Regions from separate parts of the Homo sapiens genome. Here region 2 is linked to region 1. A link is a loop called in an ENCODE intact Hi-C map of the cell type or tissue named here. Cell type or tissue: Calu3. All regions are shown on one strand. Each heading gives the region's core, and the rest is flanking DNA. Links, peaks and the distances in the headings are about the cores only.

Region 1 (9,756 bases), core at 889-8,888:
TAAATTTTCTGTGTGCTATCTTTGAAGTAAATATTCATTTGCATAAGACAAAATTGGGAAATAATAGGATAAATTTGGATCACTTCAAAATATTCAGAGTGTTGCAATAGTGTTCACTGTGGCTGTAGCGTGAAGTTATTAGACTGGTGCAAAAGTAATTGCAGTTTTTGCCATTAATTTTAATAATTTCATCCTTATATGTAGAATTTGTAGATAGATTTTTACAAAAGCATACTATAGTTTAATTGCAGTCTTAAAATGTACACATCAAAATAATATGAAAGAAATCTATATCTTTATCATATAGCCAGTGAGGACATAATAATGTACAGGTTGTCCAAGTACAGTCAGTGACGTGTGGCAAGTTTCTAGTATTTTACATTTCCTACAACTTGTGTTTATGACTGTTTCCCACACTATTAAACATATGAAACTAACAAGTTATTCTTAAATGGAGAGTAATAAGTTCTGTATAGCAACACATAGGGGTGGCCTTTCAATGTTAGAACAGATTCAAAATTAAATGCACTAGGTTTACCATCTACTGGGCTGTGTAAAAAGAAAATAAAAAGTCTACATCTATGGCTAGATAGGTTTTAATATTTGAACCCAAATCTCTGGGTTAGTTCTCCATTTTTTTCTTCTTTGACTAAATTATCCAATTACCACATAAATTCCCCTTTGCAGGTTTCTGCTGTCTAACTCATAAATCAATAAAGCAGACTGTAAAGTTACACTGTTCCAAGTCGTTTGGCAATCAAATATGCCTATTTACACTATAAGAGTCTGTTTTATTCCTTAATGAAATCAAAAGCTCAATCTGATAGACCAAAATCTGCAGTTATATCTTTATTTTTAAGCCATTGATTTTGATAGCTTGGAATGTTAACATTTAAAGATGACCGATTATATTTAATGTGAGTTATAAGATTTAGCTTCTTTGATAAACACGGGAAGATTGCAATTACGAATTCTTCTTAAAGTGCATTTAACGTAATTAGTTTAAATTAATAGCTTTCTTTGCTTTAAAAATCCCCTCTTTTCTAAATTGTACTCACATTGTTAATGGGAGGGAAAAAGAGAAGGAGGAAGTCTGGTCTGTAGTGGACTCTGGAACACCTGACGTCCTAGCTTGGTGAGCAAACCACGGCAGTATTTTTCAATATTTAATTATGAGGCACTCTTCTTTGAAGGTAATTTGTTTCCTTCCTCTATTCCTGCTCATAAATCTACTATGTGGGACACGAGGTTACAAAAAAATGAGATCAGAATTCTTTGGGAAAAAACAAATAGAACAGTAAAGCTACTGGAGCCACTGCTAAGCAACTCCGCTCTTGCTTGCAGTAATTTAAGCAACAGGGCCATGTTTTCCCCTACAAAATGTGCATCAACACATAAGGACATGGTGACTTTCAACAGGTGCCCATGTTGGGTTGTTCTTACATATCAAAGATTCAAAACTAAAATTAGTAGAAAAGGAAAAAAATCATGTATGTGAAAGTATCTTTGTAATTTTAAAAATTGCAAGACATTTAAGTAGCTATTTAAACATAGTTGTCACTGTCCCCTAAAATGATTAAGAGCCATATGCAAGTTAATTGACATGTTAACAAATGGGGTTAGAAAAAAATGAATTGAAGAAAGCCAAGCAGAGTTCAGCCTCAAACATCTATATTGAACATTCTTTTTGTCTAAATTAAAATTTGTGCGATAGCTCTCAGCTATATTTTCTTCCATCACCCATTTTCCATTAGAGGAAAAAATCAAAATAGGAGAGAATCTCACCAGTAGTTTGATTGCCACTCTGACTCCCTCCCATTGAAACGTTGACACAGTCATAGAAGAGAATCTTTATAGAAGAGTGATAGAAAATGTCGTATGAAAAATACTCTGGAACAATTTAGTCATTACTAGTAGGGAACCATCCAAAGCCATTCTCCAATTAGCTACACATTAGAATGAATAAAAAAGTTTCCAAAAATTCTGAAGACCAAATCCACCTAAAGATTTGATTTGATTGCTCCGGGGCTCAGCATGGTTACTTAGACTGTTGCTATAGGATTTTAGGTGCCAAAACTAAACTCTGTGCTTCAATATATAGTTCTGAAAAATTGAACAGTAAATGACTAAATTTGTTCCATGTGTTTCTTTGCAGTCACACAATTTCGTGATTTAATTTTTTATTTATTTCCAAGGAACACGCATAGGTTGTTACATTTTTAATCATAGTACTTTGGAAATAATCCTAGTTTCTGTTTTCTAAGATATATTTCCATATCTAGAAGAGTTTTCCCCATTTGCTTTATTCTGTTTCAATAAATCTTTTCTTAATTTTGTACTTTAATAAAATCTCTCATTAAATGAGCTGACACTGGGTAGATTGATGCTGTGGCCATATAATTTAATTTAAGACTGTGGTACCAGTACCATGCTGTTTTGGTTACTGTAGCCTTGTAGTATACTTTGAAGTCAGGTAGCATGATGACTCCAGCTTTATTCTTTTGGCTTAGGATTGACTTGGCGATGCAGGCTCCTTTATGGTTCCATATGAACTTTAAAGTAGTTTTTTCCAATTCTCTGAAGAAAGGCATTGGTAGCTTGATGGGGATGGCATTGAATCTATAAATTACCTTGGGCAGTATGGCCATTTTCACGATATTGACACTTCCTACCCATGAGCATGGAATGTTCTTCCATTTGTTTGTATCCTCTTTTATTTCATTGAGCAGTGGTTTGTAGTTCTCCTTGAAGAGGTCCTTCACATCCCTTGTAAGTTGGATTCCTAGGTATTTTATTCTCTTTGAAGCAATTGCGAATGGGAGTTCACTCATGATTTGGCTCTCTGTTTGTCTGTTATTGGTGTATAAGAATGCTTGTGATTTTTGCACATTGATTTTGCATGCTGAGACTTTGCTGAAGTTGCTTATCAGCTTAAGGAGATTTTGGGCTGAGACAATGGGGTTTTCTAGATATACAATCATGTCATCTGCAAACAGGAACAATTTGACTTCCTCTTTTCCTGATTGAATACCCTTTATTTCCTTCTCCTGCCTAATTGCCCTGGCCAGAACTTCCAACAGTATGTTGAATAGGAGCAGTGAGAGAGGGCACCCCTGTCTTGTGCCAGTTTTCAAAGGGAATGCTTCCAGTTTTTGCCCATTCAGTATGATATTGGCTGTGGGTTCATCATAGATAGCTCTTATTATTTTGAGATTTGTCCCATCAATACCTAATTTATTGAGAATTTTTAGCATGAGGGGTAGTTGAATATTGTCAAAGGCCTTTTCTGGATCTATTGAGATAATCATGTGGTATTTGTGATTGGTTCTGTTTATATGCTGGATTACGTTTATTGATTTGCATATATTGAACCAGCCTTGCATCCCAGGGATGAAGCCCACTTGGTCATGGTGCATAAGCTTTTTGATGTGCTGCTGGATTCGGTTTGCCAGTATTTTATTGAGGATTTTTGCATCGATGTTCATCAGGGATATTGGTCTAAAATTCTCTTTTTCTGTATATTACAAGGCTACAGTAACCAAAACAGCATGGTACTGGTACCAAAACAGAGATATAGATCAATGGAACAGAACAAAGCCCTCATAAATAATGCCACATATCTACAACTATCTGATCTTTGACAAACCTCACAAAAACAAGAAATGGGGAAACGATTCCCTATTTAATAAATGGTGCTGGGAAAACTGGCTAGCCATATGTAGAAAGCTGAAACTGGATCCCTTCCTTACACCTTATACAAAAATTAACTCAAGATGGATTAAAGACTTACATGTTAGACTTAAAACCATAAAAACCCTAGAAGAAAACCTAGGCATTACCATTCAGGACATAGGCACGGGCAAGGACTTCATGACGAAAACAACAAAAGCAATGGCAACAAAAGCCAAAATTGACAAATGGGATCTAATTAAACTAAAGAGCTTCTGCACAGCAAAAGAAACTACCATCAGAGTGAACAGGCAACCTACAGAATGGGAGAAGATTTTCGCAACCTACTCCTCTGACAAAGGGCTAATATCCAGAATCTACAATGAACTCAAACAAATGTACAAGAAAAAAGCAAACAACCCCATCAACAAGTGGGTGAAGGATATGAACAGACACTTCTCAAAAGAAGACATTTATGCAGCCAAAAGACACATAAAAAAATGCTCATCATCACTGGCCATCAGAGAAATGCAAATCAAAACAACGAGATACCATCTCACACCAGTTAGAATGGCGATCATTAAAAAGTCAGGAAACAACAGGTGCTGGAGAGGATGTGGAGAAATAGGAACACTTTTACACTGTTGGTGGGACTGTAAACTAGTTCAACCATTGTGGAAGTCACTGTGGCGATTCCTCAGGGATCTAGAACTAGAAATACCATTTGACCCAGCCATCCCGTTACTGGGTATATACCCAAAGGATTATAAATCATGCTGCTATAAAGACACATGCACACGTATGTTTATTGCGGCACTATTCTCAATAGCAAAGACTTGGAACCAACCCAAATGTCTCACAATGATACAATGGATTTAGAAAATGTGGCACATATACACCTTGGAATACTATGCAGCCATAAAAAAGGATGAGTTCATGTCCTTTGTAGGGACATGGATGAAGCTGGAAACCATCATTCTCAGCAAACTATCGCAAGGACAAAAAACCAAACACCGCATGTTCTCACTCATAGGTGGGAATTGAACAATGAGAACACATGGACACAGGAAGGGGAACATCACACACCAGGGAATGTTGTGGGGTGGGGGGAGGGGGGAGGGATAGCATTAGGAGATATACCTAATGTTAAATGACGAGTTAATGGGTGTAGCACACCAACATGGCACATGTATACATATGCAACTAACCTGCACGTTGTGCACATGTACCCTAAAACTTAAAGTATTAAAAAAAAAGACTGTGAATTGGCTAAGTGTTATCTTTTGAAATAAAATACTCCTAGGTCAACACATGCTGTTACATCCTGGCAGCATGCAGCTTTATTTTCTAAAAGTGTAAGCTTTGCTTCTGTAGGTAAGCTCATGTCACTAAAATAAGTAACATAATTTTAAATCCAATTCAGAATCTGAGGGCCCAGAGAAATAACTGATCAATTAACACACTAAGGAAGTGAGCAGCTCTTTTCTTTCCTATAGTAATAAATGCCAATGTGAATGTAAAGAAGCATCCTGATCTACATCTACTTTTATATATAACAAGAGTATGGTTGTCAGAAAGTTGTACATACAGTATGCATTTCCTTAGTGCCATAGCTTTTATATCTGAGGATCTCAAACGATCTTAAAATGCAGAAAAAATAATGCTCTAAAAGATTCAAATTAACTAGCAAAACTCTCAGTGCACCACACGGTGGAGTCAGACACCCACAAATCTGCGTGACCAGTATATGACAGAAAATCTGAGCAGGTATTTCAAAGAGGACTTAATATGGTAACTTCATACATTTTTTCCTGCTTCTCCGTGATGAATTAAGCTAAATATACCATTTATGAGAAAAGAAATTATAGTGCACTAATATTTTAATTAGCAATAACCTTTTTATCTTTAAGTGCAAATTTATAGAAACACATTTTTGTTAATACAATGCATTGAAGTTAGTCCCTATTCTATTCCTTTCTTTTCTTTCTTTCATCTATCTATCTATCTATCTATCTATCTATCTATCTATCTATCTATCCATCCATCAATCCATACATCCATCCATCTATCCACCCCATCTCTATATTTAAAATGTCATTTTGGTGGCATTCTTAGTGGATCCTTCATCTTACACACTGTGCTTATGTTATTTCACTATCTAACTTTTGACTCTCTATTTTATTTCATGGGAATTTCGAGCTGCTTTTCAGGAAATATAATCCTTGAAGCAAATCTGAGTACCTGAGAACTCTGTTCTAGAAAACAATTCACTTACTGCCATATTAAAATAAAACCCTGGAGCAGAAGAATGTTTTAAGAGCTTTCAGATGGCTTGTATTCTCCAATATTATGTATTACCATTGGGGAGACTCAATGTCAAGAACTATGTTGATAATGCAGGTGTGACCTGAAATGCATGGAAAATAGATTTGATCTGAATGCCCAAAATCTCTTTCTTGAAGTAGATCTGAAATTTCATAATTTATCTGTGTTCTGCTGTTTACTAGTACTTTTCTACTGATGTAGTTAATAACATTTTTATTGTAGTATTTTTTTAGAAAAACCAAGCAAAATATTTTGCTATTAAAAACAAGTAATGTTTATAAAATCCTGAATCCATTTCTAAATAAGAAAAAACACACAGTGCCCCTTATCACAACCTGTTCAACTAAAGATGCTTCGCCCTAAAAGCTCCAATTTTCCTTGAAAGACAATAGTATAATAGCTTTGCCTATCAAATTTGCTACTCATAATTTCATTCCGCAAGTCTGTCACAAAGTAATTCTTTATGCATTTTGAAGTACAAACTTGCAATATTAATGTCTAGTATTCATACTGCTCAAATTTTTCCTTAATTCCATTCAGAACGTCACAAGCATTTTTAATCAAACATTCCTTCAAAACTCATGTCATTAGTTTAAATGAAAGCAGTTCTACTCTGTATTTCATTTATAGTCATGTAGTTCTTCTCAATTCAGAAACAATTACTCATTCCTATCATGCATTTTACTAAACCCTGCCGTGGTAGACACACTAAATACCCTGACTTGATCATTACACTTTCTATACATGTAAGAAAATATTACATAAATGTTGTATCCATAAATATGTATAAATATTTTATATCAAAAAACCTTTTTCATTATGACTCAAACTGGGACGGACTTAGGAATAGTTAATTCTAGAGAACCTGGCTTGTGTAAGTTTGAAAAATATATATACTGGAGTAGGTTTGTATAAACCTATCACACTTACCCTCTAAAATATGTACAATCATTATATATCAAGACAAATTAAAAATTGAATCCTCAAGTATGTTTACTATTATCCCTCACTTCTACTACAATATTTACTCTTGTTGCCCAGTGGAAAACTATGATGAGGATTTTATCATCAGGATTCTCCCCAAAATTCTCTTTCTTCATCCACTATTGCAATTGTATGCACTCCATAAGGAAATAATATTCCCTGGACTTTTTAAGCCTATCAAAACTACCTATACTCTGCCACATATTATCAGGGACATTCTTGGTCAAAGTTAGACAATATGGTAAATTAACTCATGCTATTGTGTATACTGTTGCCCAGAACACCTATTAACGGTGATTCATTAACTGTAATTGCATTGTAACCATGATCTACAAATCTAATATATCACCCCCAAATTCATTTTAAAGTGAAAAACTTCAGACATCTTCACCAACTGGCAGGGAGAAGGCTTTGAGATTTGCAGCTAACCTTCTAGTGCTCCTCTCATCATAGCATGGACTTGGTGATTGGGTTCACAACATGTATATAAGATTTGAAAAGCAGATCTAGTAATTGCGATCACACAACCCTAAAGACTTTTGAATAAATAATACCTATGATAACTTCACATATGTTTAAATGTTAATTAAAAAATGAGAACAGCATTTTAAAAATACTTCTTACAGTGAATGTAAATTTAGTTATGGCCTAAAATTTACTCATTTAAAAGTCAACTCAGATTTATTTTCAACACTATTTTAATTCTCATTCTAGAAAAACAGGTAAACACGTTTTATATTTTCGTTTGAATGAAGCATGGGAGTGAGTGCATGTAGCTATATTGAGCATGATCATTAATAATTGAGGTGTAAATTTATATCGATAATTTTGTGTTACTCACTGCTTGTAACTAACACATTTTTATAAAACAATATAGACCATGTGACTAAACGAGGAGTTTATAATAAAATGTTTGAGACTGCTTTCCAACAATGCCATAGAAAATATTTTCTTTTTTTCTTTTTATAAGATAGAGTCTCGCTCTGTTCCAGGCTGGAGTACAGTGGTGCAATCTCGGCTCACTGCAACCTCCGCCTCCCGTGTTCAAGTGATTCTCCTGCCTCAGCCTCCCGAGTAGCTGGGATTACAGGCGCGTGCCAACAAACCTGGCTAATTTTTGTATTTTTAGTAGAGACAGGGTTTCACCATGTTGGCCAGGCTGGTCTTGAACTCCTGACATTGTGATTCGTGGGCCTCAGCATCCCAAAGGGCTGGGATTACAGGTGTGAGCCACCACACCCGGCCAAAAAACATTTTCTTTACCATTTACTATCCTATGGTTTTACTCTAGCTTTTAGTATAGTTTGAAGTCAGAAACACCAGAACGTATTGCTCCTGTCTTTGAAATGTCTTTATTTCAAATTCCTCCATTACATCCTTAAAAAAATAAATCTTAGACTAATGATCTAGACCCCCTTTTCTTCCTACCTACCTCCAAATAGTCAAATCAGTGAATCAAAACAACCCCATGGAAAACTAGTTGAATAAATTTAAAGTTAGAAACACTGCAACATTTTGTTGAAGTAATAAAAACAAAAGAATGGAAGCTGATTCCCAGATGTACTTGCCTGGGCTTCCTGAGGCATTTGAGCTGCGTCCACCTTGTCTGCAATATAAGCTGCCAACTGCTTGTCAATGAATGTGAGGGACTCCTGGATTAAGTGTAAGGATTTTTCAGTCTCCTGGGCAGACTGGATGCTCTGTTCAAGCAACTTTTGCCTCCTTACAGCCTAAAAAGAAGGAATAAGAGTGTATCAGTTAAATGTTTACTCTTGATAGCTTTTCTGTAATCCTGCTGAACAATAAATGAAGATTCTAGACTCTTCCACAATCACCTTTTTGTAAGACAGATTTCGCAGCTTCCTGGCACTCATTCAGCTCTGTTGATAGAAAAAAAATGTGAAGGAGAAAAATAAATAGCAAACAAAACTATAGGATCAGGGATCTCTGCATGAAAATCAATCACAATATCACGTACATTAAGGAAATAGGCTGGAAAAAAAATTAGCAAAATCATCTCAGTCATTGCAATCTGTCTTTCTCAGGTCGAATGTTCCTCCTGATCTCATTATATAGTTCAAGAGATTTGGTTTGCTTAGAATAGGGTCATCGTCATCACAATCCAATTCAAGACAGATAATCTGCTTCCACCAGTGAGATACATGTACAATCTGTTCAGAATCAGCTCCTTGTCAAAAACAGAATTTTAGATAACAGTCTGGTTAAAGATTTATTTTGAATACTATTTCAACCAGCTTTGCATGATCTTTTTTCTCCCTACTTTCTTTCACAATTTGGATTACAGAAATTGTTTGTACAATTGGGTTTATGTTACTGCTGAAGTAGAAAAAATAATAAGTAATCCTAATATAGCTGCAATTAATCTTGATTGTAACTATAAGTATGATTAGGATAATTCAATAATGTTCAAGTATAAATACCATGCTGCACAGATTGGAAAGTCTCCCTTCAAGGATCTGTTCACTTTTAACAGAGTAGTTGTAAAAGTAAGAAATAGGGCAGGCAACTTATTGGGAATTCATTATGTGTCATTTAAAATACATTTCCTTAATATACAATGTAAAGGCATGATTATCAGGTACAATATAACTTTCTTTCCCACAGAGCATGACTGAGGTTTTAAGATGATCTTGGTTTTTATATTATATATAGAATATTAGATATTACATAAATACTATACTTTTTAAGCTTTAAAAATATTAGTGATGTCATTATTCTTCAGTGAAGCCAGCCTATAACACAGCTTTGCCCAAGTAA
Region 2 (9,756 bases), core at 881-8,880, 270 kb after region 1:
CATAAAACAGTCAACAGTGATAACATGTATATGTGACGATTTTTGCAAACCTTGTTCTATTTGGAATTTTAAGAAAGTAAGCAACATGAAACCACTGGTTGAGAAGATGTAATTATTTGTAAACAAAGACCTTTATTTTTAGTAAAGATTCATCAGTGCAACCTGTCAGAATTTTCTACTTCAAATGATTTAAAAATAAATGATTCAAAAGTACAGTTTTTTTCCTGCTATGGCAGTAGTGAACACTGTACTAATTTGAACAGATTCTGTGAATGCCAAAAGCATTGTAATGTTGACAAATGTGTACTTCTAAACAGTGAGGATGTGTGTGTGTGTGTGAGTGGGAGAATAATATACATATAAAGTACATTCCCCAGGGTTTGCTTAGGTTTTGATGACCTAACCCAAAGCATCGCAAAGATCCACCAATATAGATGACAGTTTATGTTGGAACACAATTTAAGAATATATACTCAGCTACAAGTGGGTCGGTACAAATTGTTAATATCTCAATGTCAATACTACTCATGAGTAAATTACCACCAAGATAATTATACATATATCTCTCACCTTGGATCTTTCAGAAATTTGGCCTAGGTACTTATATAATGTTCTGAATAATGTATCTCTCTCCATTATTTAGTAAATTATGTCAGATTCATAAACATTTCTCAATTACCAGACATCAAACTGTTTTCAACAAACTTCTTATTCCAATTAACTATAACTTCGATTTTTAAATTTATGTACATACACACACACACTCTGAGAAAAAGAGACAGAGTTCACCAGGTTCCCATTTATCTTCAAAATTGACCCTATATAAATGTTATTTTAAAACAAAAGATAAAACCATAATCAGGATACTATTATTATTAACAAATCAGATTACTTGGCTATTTCTGCATATATTTTACTCTCTGATAAAAATATTATAATCATTTTCTGCCAAATATAATCTGCACCTCTGCTAATTACTCATTTTCCATTAAAATGTAAAAGTCAATAAAACTTATTTAGAAAAATGGAAAATCATACATCAGGTTGACCTGGGAGGCTCCCCTATTCTTGTCCTTTACAAAGTAATCTAACCAGATAAAGAGCTTCATTTTATTCAGCTTATTAAACCCTATGGTTTGTTTCTGTAAATTCTATAGTACACATTTAAGACCAGTCATCTGTGAGAAGAAAATGTAATACCACCAAATTTAAATAACAATCCAAACTATGAAAGTAGATGCATATACTTTTTATATGCTTATGCTTTATATAAGCTGTATAGTATGTAACTAACTCAAGTGGGCTCATCCATCATTGGTTTATTGTTTCTCTGAAAAAACACCCCTCAAGGTCTTTATATGATAAAATGAAAAATGACAGAAAAGAAAAATATGATGATATTGGAAATAAGCACATTCTGAAAGCCAATTTGTCATTGTTTTATGACATATATTTATCTTCATGTATATGAGAACACCTAGCATAGTCCTTTGCTTCTAACAGGTACTCAATAAACTTTTGCTAAATTTTGAATATATTAGTTGTGGGACAGGTCCTAAAGTATTGCTCTAGAAATATTTGATTCATCAGTAATAGCCTAACCTATGCTAAAGATGACTTTGATTGATAGAGGGCAGTCCCTTTGAAAGAAATCCAACTGAAATGTACAGAACATAAAAAAAATGCAGTGGATATAAAACACAGCATTTTCCAAGAAAAAATAGAGCATATTTTCTGGATCCAATAAAATTAGACACACACACACTTTCAAATACACTTGCAATTCATGATATATTTTATTCTATTAAGGATTTATATTATTAAATCATGGGAAAACACTGAACTCTTTCAAATACTACCATAAAATAATTTCCAAACTATATTCCATCCTTATGAAGGAATCTTGTGGCTTGGGAGCAATTAATCACCTCCCCAATCCCATGCATAAGTCCTGATTGCTTTAAATAAATCCTTTTTGCCAGGGACATAGAACAAAAATCCAACTACAACATTTTATGCTTTAACACAGTATATTAACTGTGGAAACATGACTTAACATGTTCCAACCAGAAGGTGTCCAGAGTTCTGCTTGACTGAGAAAAAAAGTACTTATTTTTCCTTTGACATAAGCAAAGAAAAAAATGTTACAGTTCTGGCAGCCATCTATCATAACAAAACTGTATAGGGAAAGAAATAACTACCTGGCATAGATAACGGAAGAGTGAAGAGCCAAAAGAGCCACTGAGATACGGAGCTGCAGTGTGATGACAATGTGAATATTTGGATTAAAGGCTTACCAGAATCCTGCCATTCCTTTGGAATTTTCTGTTACATAAGCCAATAATTCCCAAGGTTTAATTACAAGAAATCTTTAATGGAAGAAAAGATGTCACATGTTACTGCTCCAATGTGGATGTTTTCTGTATGTGTGTGTATGTGTATGTGTGTGCATGTGCGTGTGTGTGTCTGCATATTTCAAGTTTTCTTGAGAAGAGTTTTCCATTATTGTACCAAACATCATTCTAGTTTATATGGACTTTGGTATCAGGAAGTGGGTTGTTGAAAGTTAATAGATCCTATAATGTGGAACAGGCTGAATTATGAGAAGACAAGGATGATAAACCTCCCCCACCCCAACTCAAAATGATACTTGGTACATGATTAAAAAACAGTTGATTAAACAATGGTCTATTTTATCCTAAGTCATGTGCCTTACGAGTACCAACACTATTAGGAGATTTGATAGAAACAAAAATGTTGCCACCTACTGGCCTCTTTAAACCAAGAAAGAAAAAACCTCATGCTAATGGTTACTTGTTTTTGAAGTACAGAAAAAAAAGAAAATATAGCTTTGTCTGAAGAAGCCCTCTCTGCCTGTGGCTTATAACGTGAACGCCTTGAGAGGCTGATAATTTGGAGCCTGATATGAGTGGAAAAGCCAATTTGTATTTTTACTCCAAATCGAATGTTTGTATGAACAGAGACAGGAGAGGCAGAATGTAAGACTTAAGTACTAAAAAAAATCAACTATAGTGCTTCCCTAAAGCACTTTTGTGACAAAGTAGACGATCCCTCCTATCATGAAGAAGCAGCTTCTATGTAATCTATACTTCAAAGATATACTCAAAGATTGGCTATGCCCTCTACCCCAACCCTGTGCTGCAAATTTTCTCAGTCAGGGGATTGTGCAAAGCACAGAGGCCTCTTAAAGATGTCAAAAGAGGTTAACATTTGAAGCCTAAAACCAAATCATAGAATTTGGGTTACTGGGTCATGGAATTGATAAGAACAAATACTGAAAGCCTATAAATAGTAAACAAATCTGATTGCCAAAGAAACCCCAGGTCTAACTAAAAACACCTTGTTATCACTCAAACCTAGGGCAAGCACCAGGACTTTTAAACAACACAATAAGTAGAATAATAAAGTAACACAAAACCCCAAAATATGTCAACTTCAGATATCATGATGAAGACAAGTATTTAGCAAAATTTATAATGAACAGAAGGAAAAATCACCAGGAAGGCTCTGAAAGTGCAGGATATAATATCTGTTTCAATTTGGTTTCTTTTATAAATTTAGTTTAGTTTTAATCAGGATGTGCCCTTCTAACTTTTTACTTAGCAGTACTGGACATCAAATTTTTTCACTTAGTCATAGTCCACTGGATGGATCATAAAGACTAATTGAAAGGGACTGCTAATCACCCAGATATCCCAACCTTGGAGCTGAATGCAATCACTGGATAATGTTTTATACTTGCTCTTTTTGAGGAGTCTGAGCATCTTTGAAAGTGAATATATGCTATGAAGGGTGTATAGCAATGTTGGATATTCAAAGAGGAGGACTGTAGTAAGCACTGCAATTATACAGTCAATATCCTTTCTTCTACTCTCTGATGGCACAGTAGCCTGGTGATTTGGAAAGCATTGTTATTACTCTCAGTTCTAGATATGCGCTCGGTTTTTGTGCAAGCCAAGTGGGATACTGCTATGTACTTTGCTTCAGGGAGGTGTTCAGGCCAGGCATATGATCTAAGAGTTTCCAAGCAGAGAGAAACTCAGACCTTTTGTTTCCTATTTGGGTAAAGATATATTCTTTACATTTAGCTGTAAACAAGGGAAAAGAGTTTCCAAGATCTGCTGAGGGAAGCCGGTCTGTATGAGTTCGAAAAGTTATGGAGGGTAGGCTTAGATTAACAGAGAAGCAAAGACTTCTCCTTAAATCCATAATAAAACTCTGTATTAAACCCTTGAGCAAACCTTGAACTCTTTACTTAGCCAACAAATTCTCTTTGTATCTTGAGTACATTTGAAACCAAGCATCCTAAATAATACAGGATATAATAGACTTTAATGTTCTTCATCAACTTAATAAATCCTTAAATAATCAACAATCATTCTAATATGTACTTATATCATCTTCAGTGCCGAATGTTCTGATTTCAAATTCAATGTTCAATTGCTCAGTTCACCAAATCTAGTTAATTGCTGTTAGTCAAAAAGCATTCTCATTAATGACACTGATGCTATTATCAATAAAATGGAGTCATTTTGAATTGGTTTGCTTATTCATCAAATGGAATTTTTAGAAAGGATGTATTATCTTACTACAACTAGGATGCCAAATGGGAATTTAATGCACCATTTTTTCACAGGCTTGCTATAAATCAGAATCTTTAAAACATTTCTCTCCAATTCTCTCTCTTCCACTCCTGAAAGAGATGGTAATATCATCTGAATCTCTTTCAAGGAAAAAAGATTAATGAAGTCATCTGTTGATAGATTTCACAGCAATTATTCTTCCTCATTACCAGTTCCCAAACTTCACCTTTCATTTTATAAAGTAACCTTTATTTTAAACCTGCCTGTATTTTACCTTCTTATTTTCTGGTTGCCTGATTTATAATTTGTCATTATATTGCTTATATATTCATCCACTTTTAGTAAATCATGAAGTGTGTGCATAAGTGTGTTTATGAAAACCCAACCTTTCCTCTAATGATAGCTTCATAAAGCTCTATGTTGTGTCATTTTAGCATACAGGTTAATAGAATCAATTCTGGAATGAGATTGTGTGTGTGTTCAAATCCTGGCACAGCTGCTTTTCATGTGCATAACTGTGCACAGATTTCTTAACCAGCTTATCAATTTTCTCAAGTGTAAAATGGATATATTAACAGAATCTTCTCAATAGGGTTGTTATAAACATTGAATTAATGTATGAAAAGTGTTTACAGCAATGTTTGTTATATAATGATTGTCCAATATCAGTTAGTAATTTTTGTGACATTATTCATCATCACAGACATTATCTAAGAGTAACTGGTTCATTATCTAAGATCAACACTCAGGAAGGAGCTTAGGCTAATAAAATGATTCAGAGCCCAGAAATTGGAAAACTTGGGTTGAGTGACATACCTATCAGTTTCTAACCATACTACTTTGGTCAACTCATTCAAGATATATAAGGTTGTTTTTAGTTGACAGAGTTAAAAATTTCATCTTTTATCTCACAAGTAAGCTCACTGGGGCATAAATAATACAAAGCACGTAAAAGGGATATGAACATTTTATAAGGTGTGAAGAATCCCTCTTATACATAAGAGCATAACACATTCTTCAGTTGAAGCAATAGAGCCCTTTCACTACCTGTTCTGGGAATGGCTCAACTTATGTAGCACTTGCTCTTGTCTTTCCACGAACACAAAGTTTGCAGCTGAAACATGAAACCTCTTTCCTGCTTCCCAATCTACCAGATTTTCAACATGGATAATATAACATAAAGGACTTATCTGTCTGTACCATAGAAATAAGTAGTATTTTGCCTGGCTTTCCAAGTCCTCAGAGTCTCACCATACCCTATTTTTCTCAGAATTTCATTGCCATTTTGGGGCAATGAATTCTTTTGAGAATATGATTGAAATTCTGGATCCTTTACACTATGTGTACACAAAAATGTTTGGAGATTGTGTTAGCGGGATTGTGGACGCTATTATGCACATTTAACAAACTCTTAGGGTTTTATAAACTGTGATGATTGTTATACCATTTTATTTATCTGCACCGGCTTATCATTACAAGCTCAGTTAACATTCTCCATCCTTCAGTAATTAGTAATGTTAGCCCGTGTCTTTAAAAAACAAAACAAACACATATGTATTGAGGTATGATGTCCTCTGATTATATATCTTAATGTAGTATTTTATTTTATAGTGTACTATTTACCAGTTCTGCCAGTGTTAATCATTGTCCGTAATTAGAATATTATTTCCTATCTTCAGTTTTCTCTATTAAATTGTGATTTTTGAAGACCATGTCACTATTTTCCTGATTTTCATTTATTGAAATTGAAAAATATATGTAAGAGTTTTTCATTTATTGACATTTAAAAATATATGTAAAAGAGTTTTACATTTTTAAATTACATGTTTTATTTATTTTTGCATGTTTTAAAATATGTAATTTCACTGACAAATGAAAATTCAGAGAAATGAAACTCCTATAAAATTAATTGAAAAGAGTCTAGTGTAAAATATTCTGAATATAACCTTTGTTCTAAGTACATATATAGATGTATAACCACACAAATAATTTATTTTTTCAAAACCAGTCACAATGTTGTCTTAGCTACATTTTCAGTTATTTAATGTATTGTAAAAATATGCCATGCAATTAAACTCTTTTATATCTTAACTTTGTAGTGGCTTCATGGTATTATATCATTTGGAGATATAATTTATTTAAAGAAACTAACAGTATATTCACATGTGCATATTTCCACTGAACACACATTAATTTCATTAACAAAAAGAAATACAAGACCAAAGAAGTTGACCTCTAAACTATCTTCCTATACTTCTAATGTGAACACTATTCAATCATCTCATAATTTAAATTAAAATGAAATAAACTACATAGGCACTGGAATTTTGTTTCTTTCTACCTCTTAAAATTTGGAATGCTCCCTTAAAATTAATAGATTCCAATAACTTACAAGAAAATACCCACCTTTACACAAAGTTACTATAAAAATCCTTCATGTGTGATTAAAAAATAATATTTACATGTTTACTTTGTGATCAGATTTATACTTAGCAGCTCAATTTTTAGAATAATGATATGAGGAAATAACTATTATGAAGCCATTTTATCAAAAAAAGAGCAAAATATCAGGATCTCAAAGAGCTATTAGCACTCCAGTGCTCATTATAGCACGATTAAAAATAGTCACGATGTGGGAACAACGTAAATGCCCGATAGCTGAATGGATAAAGAAGATGTGGTAAATACATACAATGGAATTTTATTCAGTCTTTAAAAAGAAGGAAAACTTGCAATATGTGACAAGTTGGATGAACCTTGAAGGTATATTGTAAATGAAAAAAGCTAGACACAGAAATACAAATACTTCATGATTCTACTCACACCAGGTATCTAAAATTGCCAAACTCAGAGAATCAGAGATTAGAGTGGTGGCTTTTAGAGGCTGAAAGGAGGAGAAAATGGGGAAATGCTAATTAATGGGCATAAAATTTTCATCATGCAAGATGAATAAATTCTAAAGATCTGCTACACAACGTTGTCTCTAATAATACTGTATTGTACACTTAAAATGGTTATTTGATAAATCTGTTGAGTGTCCTTACAGAAGAAAAGAACAGTTTTAACAAATGTTTTATGTATCACAAAGCAGATGATGATGCCCTATGGTGTTTCTTGCTAACAATTTTCAACACATTTTTTATGTAAGGTGAAATGTCAACTAAAATATCCAAATAGACAAAAGTGAGCACAATGTGCAGTAATATACCTTAAGTCACACATTTAGTAAGTAGCAGAACCAGAATTACAGATAAAAGTCAGACTGATTAGCAACTGTGTTTGCGTGTCCGTGTGTGTGTGTGTGTGTGTGTTGTGTTGTGTATGTGTGTATGGGTGGGTGCCTACATGCTTAGTATATTTTAATCTCCTAAAATCAAAGGGCAACTGTCCAGGCCAATATGAGTACATTCTACGAAACAAGAATAAACACTAACATGTGATCCCTTCTCTACTCCTCCCTCATTCTCTCACAGTCAGAGTTATATTATCTTTCCCTGCCCCATGACCAAAAAAGAATCTGTGCTTTTCACATTCTGTCCTTTGTGAAGAGAAAATTTGACTGGTCAACATAAACTTACGCACGTTGTCACTCCTGTGAATAATTCTAATAAATAAATGACTAGGAACTTTGACTCCCTCCTTACAACTTTGGCAATAAAACAGATTTTTAAACATATAATTTGCATAAGTTAATCATGTAAATATAAAAATTTAAACATAAAACAAATGTACTGAAAGAAAAAACAACTATTATGAGGTCATGTATAACAATAAAATCACCACTGATAAACCTAACACACTAAAAAGTAAGATAAGTCTCAAAGTCACTGGAAAAAAATATGTAATGAAAAATTTAAAGTTATAAATCTTACAAAAATATAGGACAGTGCCTAATTATCTGAGTGATTAATATTGCTAGGTATGCTAGGGGAGATCAGCCAATGCTTAGTCCAGTGTTATAGTTGAGCCTTTTGTATTTCTACAGTTATATGTTTTGCTTCATGATATGGTATAATTGGAGTTATTCCACAGGGGAAGTTAATAGAAGGAAAGAATAAAGATCAGAACAAAAGTAAATAAAATAGAAACTAGAAAAACAATAGAAAATAGTAACAACGAGGTTTTGGTTTTTTTTTTTGTGAAAAGATAGACTGGCTTGTTCTTGACATTTACTGATTCCACAATATGCAATTCAGATTTAGTAAAGAACATTTACTGAATGGAAATTGTCACCCAACTCTTTCTGGTTTTTTGTCCTTGTTAAGTGAATGAACAAAATTGGCGAAAAATTTTATGTCCGAAAGTTCTTAAAGTCTAGGGGAAACATTTCTTATGAACTAAATGTAATTCAAAAACATTTAACAGAAGGAATCTTAATGTCAGGCAGTGAGAAAAAATAGAAAGTCAAAGATCTCTAAAGATGGGGGTGATGAAAAAGAAAAGGAACTGCCTTTTATGAAAATGGAAATACTATTTTGTTTACTGGGGGGTAGATTTAGGTAAATAATAAAATAGAAGTTTTAATTGGCAAAGCGAAAAACACTTAAAACATGCTGAAAAAGACCACGTCAATCAATTTTACTCACTTTAAACATGTTTTTTTCATTCCCTTTTCACAGTATACTGAGACTGAAACTGACACAAGAAACGTTCACTAAATTGTTGATGTTCGTTTCGCTCTAATATTTGTACTTTTTTTTTTTTTTTTTTTTTTTTTTTTTTGAGACGGAGTCTTACTCTGTCACCCAGGCTGGAGTGCAGTGGCGCGATCTCGGCTCACTGCAACCTCCGCCTCTGGGGTTCAAGCGATTCTCCTGCCTCAGCCTCTGAGTAGCTGGGAATACAGGCATGTGCCACCACACCTGGCTGATTTTTGTATTTTTACTTGAGACGGGGCTTCACCATGTTGGTCAGGCTGGTCTCGAACTCCTGAACTCATGATCCGCCTGCTTCGGCCTCCCAGAGTGCTGGGATTACAGGCATGAGCCACCGTGCCTGGCCTAAATTTTTGTACTCTTAAAAAACTAAGCTATCATATTGATTATGACCATGACACATATGACCATGAAAATATTTTTCTAATATTTAACGTAACGTTTAGAAACATCACTAAGAACTTCAAATACAATCAAAATACTGACTTTGAATATTG

Evidence for each region. Peaks named below come from ENCODE experiments on the same cell type or tissue, not always from the same donor. Only the 100,000 strongest peaks of a DNase experiment are listed, where the experiment ranks them.
Region 2: a loop joins it to region 1, with 4 times the contacts of the local background. A loop is called at or near these places in 5 of 110 quality-filtered maps.

What each region holds. Positions count from the first base shown.
Region 1 is chrX:32,403,206-32,412,961 of GRCh38, forward strand. It overlaps DMD (dystrophin), which reads right to left. Exons shown (of 79, transcript NM_004006.3): 30 at 8,547-8,708. Among named protein-coding and RNA genes, the nearest start is that of MIR3915, 180 kb to the right of the region's middle. In Calu3, for the core only: no CTCF peak of the experiment used is centred there; a DNase peak (open chromatin) is centred at 5,396.
Region 2 is chrX:32,670,607-32,680,362 of GRCh38, forward strand. All of the region lies in intron 9 of DMD (dystrophin), which reads right to left. Among named protein-coding and RNA genes, the nearest start is that of MIR548F5, 34 kb to the left of the region's middle. In Calu3, for the core only: no CTCF peak of the experiment used is centred there; no DNase peak of the experiment used is centred there.